Regions from separate parts of the Homo sapiens genome. Here all the other regions are linked to region 3. A link is a contact called in ENCODE Hi-C or POLR2A ChIA-PET data. All regions are on one chromosome and are shown on one strand. Each heading gives the region's core, a stretch centred on a gene start or an enhancer-like site at or near the end of the contact. The rest is flanking DNA. Distances are from core to core; before and after follow the strand shown. Region 1 overlaps ASCC1 (activating signal cointegrator 1 complex subunit 1). Region 2 overlaps ASCC1 (activating signal cointegrator 1 complex subunit 1). Region 3 overlaps PSAP (prosaposin).

Region 1 (2,939 bases), core at 4-2,503, 340 kb before region 3:
GAGAGCTATAAATTATTTACATTCTGGGTGCTACACATTTGGATCAGATTCTTCACTAGCATGTAGTGGAGTGTGAGCTTACAGGTCTATGTCTGGAGAGAGGCCTCCCTTCTACTTGCTGACAGCTCTGGCAGTTGCACCTGTGTTGTATCCCATCTCATGGAAAGGATGGTTGAGCTTTAAGGAAGCAGAGAATGCTTCATGATGGACCAATCCATACTGCTGTCTACTGCCCTTTTCCCCAAGCTTGATATGTGTAGATTTTATTATGTCTTGTTAATTGTTCCTACTGATAGTATTATTAGCAGTTCTGCCCCACTCGAGCCCAGGGTGCTGGATTAAAAGTGATGCCAGTGAAGGGCCTGTGATGATGTGGTGACTGCTAGTGGTAAATCATGAGCTGCAGTTTGAATGAGAGGGCTAAGCTCCATGCACTCAGGACTGATGAGTCAGGACATGACCTTGAACTCGGTGAACTGTGACTTAGGCATGTACATAAGTTTTCTTTAGAGGAAGCTTTCGCATGCATGGATGAGGCCTTATTTAACAAGAAAGAAACTGAGGCTTAGTGATGTTGTGACTTAGTCATAAAGAAACATGTTTATTTTCATAAACAAAACTGCCCCAGGAAATTCCTGTTACTTCACTCTTTGCTTCTCCCTGCTGGGTGGAAGGTCAATACCATTAGAACTTTCAGGCGCCAGCCTGGGTGGCCAACCTAATGGAGTAAGATAGTTCCAGCTCCAAGTAATGGCAAGCTTGGAGCAGGGCCCAGTGTAATTAAACCCCTGCAGTAAAGAATTTGATGTTCGTTGGTCTTCATTCATCTCAGTGAATGGGCTTGGGGCAGGAATATGATGATATATTCCGAGCAAAGAAAAACAGTGGCTCTAGAGATTTATGCCGTTGCCTTGAAGGTTGTTTGGTTCCAAATTAAATTTAGATAATTCAGTAAGAGAAAAGTTTCTCTTGGTAGATGGCATTGTGAGGTAGGGCAGAATTTAGAGCGTTTCTCCATTCATTAAAAGACTGTCCAGTGGAGTTACTTGTAAATTATATAGTCTACAGTAGAGTTAAGGATTATTTGAACCCTTATGACTCATAATTCCAAAAAGGACTTTCGATCGTGTGACCCTTAGGTGTCCTGTCTGTACCTTGTCTTGCTCCATTGCCTTCTGTGTGTTTTGTTTCCCAGTACTTGGTGTTTTGGTGTTTTCTTGGCAAGTAAACTCAAGTTGACTAGAGTGCTAGGCTCCCAAAGGGTAAGGCAGGGAAAGCAAAGTTGTAGAACTTCCTTTTTCTAGCTGGGTATTAGAGCAAATTTATGCAAGAGAAAGTTGAAGAATAAAGAGAAAGAAAAAGGAAGAAAGAGCAATGGAATATCAAAGTGACTGAGATAGTAAGCTGGGAATTTTAAACCATTAGGCCATTTTCCCCTTATGTTTCCTAGTCATTTCCAGGTCTAGAAAGGTACTTGTGTGCACTTTCAGGCCTTTAGAATTGAGTCTGGCTCTACTAGTTAAGTCTTGATTTGGCATGCTAGTGACAGGGCATTTCTTTCCCTCATTTTTCTCTCTCTAGTCACTATATTTTATATATAAAAAAATATAAGAAATATATATATAATATAAAAATATTGTATATAACATATATAAAAATATAAAATATAATATATAATATAAAATATATAATATATAATATAAAAATATAATATATAATATATATAATATAAAAATATAATATATAATATATATAATATAAAAATATTATATATAATATAAAAATATAAAATATATATTATATATAATATAAAAATATAATATATAATATATAATATAAAAAATATAATATATAATATAAAAATATATAATATATGTAATATATATAATATAAAAATATTATATATAATATATATATTATATATTTTTAGAGGAACTAGTGTAATTTTACCTTTAAAACATCTCAACATTGGGCTGGGTGCAGTGGCTCATGCCTGTAATCCCAGCGCTTTGGGAGACTGAGGCCAGCGGATCACTTGAGGCCAGGAGTTCAAGACCAGCCTTGTCAACATAGCGCAACCCCATTTCTACAAAAGAAAAAGAAAAAAAGAAAAAAAAGCCCAACATCTATAAAAGCTTAAAAACAAACTGTTTCCTCTTTTATTTGTGCTTAGAGTTTTTCTTTTTTTTTTTTTTTTTTTTTGAGACTGAGTTTTGCTCTTTTGCCCAGACAGCAGTGCAGTGGTGCAATCTTGGCTCACTGCAACCTCTGCCTTCCGGGTTCAAGCGATTTTCCTGCTTCAGCCCTCGAAGTAGCTGGGATTACAGTTGTGCACCACTAGGCCTGGCTAATTTTTTGTATTTTTAGTAGAGACGGGGTTTCACCATGTTGCCCAGGCTGGTCTCGATCTCCTGACCTCGTGATCCGCCCGCCTCGGCCTCCCAAAGTGCTGGGATTACAGGCGTGAGCCACTGCACCCAGCCTTGTGCTTAGAGTTTTTCTAAAAAAACTTCAAAATTGTTAAATGTAACACACATCAGAAGACGATACAGAACAAATGGATGCTTTTATAACCACCGTGTAGGCTGGAGATACAATCTTATCAGCACCCTAGACTTCCTTGTCTTGCCTTTGTCTTCTTCCCCTGAAGGGTAACCACTGTCCCAACTTTTACAGTAATCACATCCTTAGTTTTCTTTAGTTTTATCACCCAAGTGTATTTCCCCAAAGATGCCTTAAAAAACATTTTGGGAAGGGGGCATGTGACAGGCAGAACAATGGCCCTCCAAAGATATTCACATCATAATCCCAAAACCGGTGACTATTACCTTTTATGGCAAAAGAGACTTTGAGATGTGATAAAGTTAAGGATGTTGAGATGGGTCTTTATAAGGGAGTTGGGCTGGGCGCGGTGGCTCACGCATGTAATCCCAGCACTT
Region 2 (2,847 bases), core at 288-2,787, 300 kb before region 3:
CACCTGGCTAGTTTTTGTATTTTTAGTAGAGATGGGGTTTCACCATGTTGGCCAGGCTGGTCTCAAACTCCTGACCTCAAGTGATCAGCCTGCCTCAGCCTTCCAAAGTGCTGGGATCACAGACATGAGCCACTGCACCCGGCCCCTTCTAATTTTGGATTTGCCACTTAGTTTTGTGAAGTTGGTCAAGTTTTGTAACTTCTCTGTGCCTTGGCTTCTGTATTGGTAAATAGGGATAATAATTGGTTATGAGGATTAAATGATTTAACAGATAAAAAGTGCTTAGAACTGTGCCTGACACATCATAGTGATGTTGACTGTTGAAGTAGCCACCTAGCTGACTGACCTCTGTAGCTGTTCCTCTTCTAAAGCCCTTCCCACTCTGCTATTGAGTCAGCTTTCAAAAATGGACATCAGACCACATAATTCCCTTTTGAAAGTCTTTCTGTGGCTTCCCTAATCTGACCACTGCTTATAGACTTAGCTCATCTCCATTGTCCCTTTTCTGTCACTCTCTGTCATAACTGTATTGTAAATAATTGACAGTTTTTTGAATATGCTGTGATCTTGCATGCCTTGGCATCTTTGCACTTGCTGTTTCTTCTTCTACTTGAAGTGCCCCTCCTTCCCTGGTGTTATTTGCAAATCTTTAATGATCATTCCAGACTATGTCTAAACCTCCTGTGGAAACCTGGCCCTCTCCATGTAGAGTTGATCACTCCCTTCACGCTCACCATAATATATTGCCATCATTTATTTCTACTATCTGTTAAGCAGACAAACAAGACTGATCTTTAGCTCCATGATGGTGGGAGATGAGTCTCTTATTCTTCCTCCTGTGATGCAGGGCTTTGTATGGTGATTAGCACAGAGCACATGCTCCATAAACATTGTTGAATTGGTAATCGCATGTTCAGAAGTTTACTAAGATTTCTGCATTACTTTTCTCCAATTTCTCCAGGCTACAAGAATTAGTTGATCGAGTGCTGGAACGTTTTCAGGCATCTGGACTAATAGTGAAAGAGTGGAATAGTGTGAAACTGCATGCTACAGTTATGAATACACTATTCAGGAAAGACCCCAATGGTAAGTCCCCCAGAGAACTATAGCACAGTTTGTGATCAGCGGCCTTGTGGCATCTCTGAGGTTTAGGTAGAATGAGCTATCAAAGAATCTCTGATATAGCTTCTTTTTTAGACCTCTTAGCTTATTCTGATGAGCATAGTAGAGGTGGGCAAGAACATATATAGCATGGAACTGTGGCTTCCAGATCTTTTATTTCTGTCACACATAGGATTGCCATATTTAGCAAATACAAATACAGGATGCTCTGGTAAATTTTATATAAACAGTGAATAAATTTTTGGCATAAGTATGTCGCATGCAATACTTGGTGGCTTTTTTTTTTTTTAAAGAGAAAAAAGAAAGGAAGGTGAGCTAGTGAAAGTAAATGTTAAATCAGTGTTTCTCAACTGGGGGTTATTTTGCCCCCAGATGACATTTGGCATTGTCTGGAGACATTTTTGGTTATCATAGTTAGGGAGCTGGAGATGGGTTGCTGCTGGCACCTAGTGGGTGCTGTCTAACACTCTACAATGCATGGGACGGTCCCCCATGACAAAGAATTATTCTTCCCAAAATGTCGTAGCACAGAGGTTGAGAAACCTTGTGTTAAAATAATAGTTTTTTTCTTCATGGACTCTGAGCCTTTTTATAAAAATGCCTTGTTTTAATCCTTGATTTGGGATAGTTGTTTATTTCAAAAAGAAGTTTTCTTTTCTTCCTGTCCCTATCTCCAAAGTGAAAGCTTCTCTAGTACCTTCAGCATCGGATCAGGAGTCACACATTCAAGCCATATGCAGCTCTTCCTTCCAAGACTCGTGGTTCAAAATACACTAGCAGCACCAAGGTCACGTATTCCGGTTTCATTTCCTTTCTTGAGCCCTGACCTTGGTTTTAGAAAATCTAGGTGGGGGCCAGGTGCGGTGGCTCATGCCTGTAATCCTAGCACTTTGGAAGGCTGAGGCGGGTGGATCACTTGCATTTAGGAGTTCAAGACCAGCCTGGCCAACATGGTGAAACCCCGTCTCTACTAAAAATACAAAAATTAGCCGGGTGTGGTGGCACATGCCTGTAATCCCAGCTACTTGGGAGGTTGAGGCAAGACAATCGCTTGAACCTGGGAGGCGGAGGTTACAGTGTGCCGAGATCGCACTCCAGCCTGGCAACAGAGCAAGACTCCTTCTCAAAAAAAAAAAAAAAAAAAAAATCTATCTAGAGGAGAAGATAACTCCATCAGGACTTGAATCATTGACTATTTGTAGGTTTTTAGTTAGGACAATTTGTGTGTCCCTTTTAGTTAAGGCACGTCTTTTAATTTCTCTCAGATATGTACCAAAGATCCCAACTGGCAATCATTTGATAATTAACCCCGTTTAGTTACAGTCATGGTAGGACCAAGAAATTTGTAGCTATCTAGTTATTAGTTCTAAAATACTACTATTTTGTGATGCCATATTGAATTTTATTTAAGACTTATAAATAAATCTCTATTTTACTTTTGAGAACACTGAGATTAAGAGAGCTTCAAATAACTCAGTTAAAGCCTATATACTCTTGTTTGGGTAGGTAATAGAATCCAAAACTTTGAACTTGTTCCAGTTGAGTGTGTGTGTGTGTGTGTGTGTGTGTGTGTGTGTGTGTATTTTTATTTTATTTTTTTGAAATGGAGTCTTGCTCTGTCGCCCAGGCCGGAGTGTGCAGTGGCGCCATCTCAGCTCACTGCAACCTCCGCCCCCCAGGTTGAAGCAATTCTCCTGCCTCAGCCTCCTGAGTAGCTGGGATTAC
Region 3 (2,888 bases), core at 127-2,626:
CACACCATTACTTAGATGTCTGTTCCTCCTGCTCTTTGGGGTAAAGAAAATCGTGACTGTTCATTTGTTCTTTGGCCTGAGGGCCTCGGGCTCTGCGCAGTCAGTGGAGCTGGTAGCCATGCCTTCAGCTGGGTTGTTTACCTGCTTGTGTGGAGAAAAACCACCCTTGCCTGTAGAGCTTTATGATTAATCCACAGCTGGGACCTGAGAAGTTCCTCAAGTGCTAGGAGAAATGTGTGTGTAATAAAGTTTCTGGGAAAGGGATCCATGTCCCCAAAAGGTTCTGACCCACTGTTTGATCCCCTCTTAGGAGATCTGCTCTGGGAGTGGGCTTTGCACCTCTTGGCGGCTGGGAGCTCCCCAGCACCACCCAGTGGTGCCTGCCCTGAGGACACGCAGTCTATGAACGTATGTCATCATGTCGTTCATCCTGGGAGATGGAATCCGTTGCATACCACAGGCTGTTTTTGTAACATGCACCTTTATGTTTGGCTTGTGGTTGGAGGTAGAAGGGGGTGTCTTGCTAAGAAGGCACTTTCTAGGAGTTGGAATTTACGTGTTACTTCCTGTGTCCACGGAAATCTGTTTTACGCTGGAACTTGACTTTATAGGCGTACCGAATTCTCCACCATGCGTATCTTTTTGCCTCCAGATCTGAGGAAGAGGCCTGCTGCCATTCAGTAGGTCATGGATTGGGAAGTGACAGTCAGTTTGTATTAGCTGGGCCAGTTTCAGATACAAGGGGCTGCCCAAGATTATTTTCAGTCCAGGTTGGCCGGACCAAAACAAGTAACAAAGTCATCATGGAAAACGATTATTGTTTCACATTCCTAGAGGAAGTAGGCAGCCTACAAAGTATTCTCACATGGGCCTGTGAGAGTGTGTTGTGTTCCGGAAACACTCTAGATTTTGGTCAGCTGTAGCTAGTTCCCTGCTGAGAGGGCTGGAGAAAGTAGCTGGGTGGACATTACACTGGATGAGCATTTTTAAGAATCGGGGGTGCTGGTCACTTGCCCCTGCTTTTGGTGGTGACTCCTCTGTCTTGGCTCTGGTCTCCTGAGGTCTGAGCCCATCCTCTTCTGGCTTCCCTGTGTATCACTCTGCCTTCCTCTGCCTAGAGACTCATTTGGTAGCCTCCTGTTCATCTTGATTTGGAGGTAGGGCTAGGCAGTGTATCATGGTGTCATCATGGGTCCTTTTCAGAGTCCTAGGGGCCCAGGGCCTGCTAGGGTGTGGTGGGAGTCATCAGGTCTGGGGTTCCTATTTGTGCTGTCTCTGTGACCGCACAGTCCCCAGAGCCCTTACCCTCATGACTCAATTCTGCCTCCCCTCCACCGCTCCCCTGAGATTTATAACTGAGGCTGGCGCCAGCCATGCTTGGCTACACTGCGGGCTAACTAAGCTTTTGTGAGCCATCTGGGGAGCTTGGTACTGATTTGCATCTGGCACATGTTTTCCCCTGGAAACTAGAGTCCAAACCAGCAGCCTCTGGAATGTGGCCAGCTTGGTTGAGGTTGCGAACTGGACGTGTTTGTGATTTTGCTCCCAGGGGACAGGGAAGGCTATAATCTGGGCAGCAGATGAATAATTCATTTGCTTGTGTCTGAAGGGGTGAAGGTGATCTGACTCGAGCTTTGTGGGACTCAGTCTTTGTGTGAGTAGCTTGTGGAGGTAGTAATGAAAGAAAGCAGTTCATTCCTTACCCTCTCCTGGAGGAAGAACACGTACTGACCTATACAACACGTGTTTCCTATGTGTGTTACACACGTATGTAGAATTGGCTTACAGAGGGAAGCAGCATACAGCAAGATTCCTGAGGTTCTAAGTGTGTTTCTCAGGTGATTGTGTTTTGTTTTTTTTTTTTTTTTTTCTGTCTCAGACTTGGGTCAAGTATCTATTGCAGCAAAAGTTTGTTCAACCCTACTGAGATGCCTGTTGGAGTTTGACCCTCATGCCACCATCCTCTATGTGTAGTCCGATGTAATCTCTTGTTTCCTAGCTAAATAATTGGGCTAGAAGTGAGATGTGAATCTGAGGATTTTTTTCCCCATTTTTTTGGTTCTAAAATCAAGGACCTGTTTTAAGAAACATAGGCACTCTCAAGGCAGTTTATAAAATATTTTTAGGGCTAGGTATGGTAGCTCACCGCTGGAGTGCAGTGGTGAGATCTCGGCTCACTACAACCTCTGCCTCCTGGGCTCAAGCTATCCTCCCACCTCAGTCTCTCGAGTAGCTGGGATCACAGGTGCGTGCTACCATGCCCGGCTAATTTTTTGTAGAGATGAGGTTTTGCCATGTTGCCCAGGCTGGTCTCGAACTCCTGGACTCAACTGACCCCACCTCGGCCTCTCAAAGTGCTGAGATTATAGGCATGAGCCACCGGCAGCTGGCCATTGTTTTATGTTATAAGGGTATGAATTTTTTTTAATTTTAATTTTTATTTTATTTATTTATTTATTTATTTATTTATTTTTTGAAACGGAGTCTCGCTCTGTCACCCAGGCTCACTGCCAGCTCCGCCTCCCGGATTCACGCCATTCTCCTGCCTCAGCCTCCCGAGTAGCTGGAACTACAGGCGCCCGCCACCACACCTGGCTAATTGTTTTTTTTTGTATTTTTAGTAGAGATGGGGTTTCACTGTGTTAGCCAGGATGGTCTTGATCTCCTGACGTCGTGATCCACCCACCTTGGCCTCCCAAAGTGCTGGGATTATAGGCGTGAGCCACCGTGCCCAGCCTGTTTTTCTTTTTTAAAAAAACCCTTCATTCTACAGTTGTTATCCATTTTACAGAAGTCAAAATCTTCCCTGTATTTGAATTTGTTAGTCTTTTCTCCTATGGTTTCTTTTGTTACTTATGGAAACATTTTAAGGTTATGATGATACCTTA

Evidence for each region. Hi-C counts contacts between places; a loop is a spot of excess contacts on that map. ChIA-PET counts read pairs that join two places held with the same protein, here RNA polymerase II (POLR2A). Pooled maps may share reads with other maps.
Region 1: a loop to region 3 is called in a map with no recorded cell type, with 12 times the contacts of the local background. The contact joins two enhancer-like sites. A Hi-C loop is called at or near these places in 3 of 37 single-sample maps with no recorded cell type and 4 of 50 pooled maps. POLR2A ChIA-PET finds 5 or more read pairs at or near these places in 1 of 52 experiments (Panc1).
Region 2: a map with no recorded cell type shows a loop between it and region 3 (20-fold over the local background). The contact joins two enhancer-like sites. A Hi-C loop is called at or near these places in 8 of 37 single-sample maps with no recorded cell type and 5 of 50 pooled maps. POLR2A ChIA-PET finds 5 or more read pairs at or near these places in 2 of 52 experiments (PC-9 and naive thymus-derived CD8-positive, alpha-beta T cell).

Annotation. Positions count from the first base shown.
Region 1 is chr10:72,171,678-72,174,616 of GRCh38, reverse strand. The region is part of intron 5 of ASCC1 (activating signal cointegrator 1 complex subunit 1); the gene reads left to right. Among named protein-coding and RNA genes, the nearest start is that of ANAPC16, 43 kb to the left of the region's middle. Within about 2 kb of position 1,253, at least 5 of the 41 ENCODE cell types and tissues checked have a DNase peak (open chromatin) inside an H3K27ac peak, as active enhancers do.
Region 2 is chr10:72,131,296-72,134,142 of GRCh38, reverse strand. It overlaps ASCC1 (activating signal cointegrator 1 complex subunit 1), which reads left to right. Exons shown (of 10, transcript NM_001198800.3): 8 at 962-1,086. Among named protein-coding and RNA genes, the nearest start is that of SPOCK2, 44 kb to the right of the region's middle. Within about 2 kb of position 1,537, at least 2 of the 41 ENCODE cell types and tissues checked have a DNase peak (open chromatin) inside an H3K27ac peak, as active enhancers do.
Region 3 is chr10:71,834,804-71,837,691 of GRCh38, reverse strand. All of the region lies in intron 1 of PSAP (prosaposin), which reads left to right. Among named protein-coding and RNA genes, the nearest start is that of PSAP, 15 kb to the left of the region's middle. RefSeq lists enhancers at 277-1,046, 950-1,049, 1,160-1,229, 1,047-1,816. Within about 2 kb of position 1,376, at least 26 of the 41 ENCODE cell types and tissues checked have a DNase peak (open chromatin) inside an H3K27ac peak, as active enhancers do.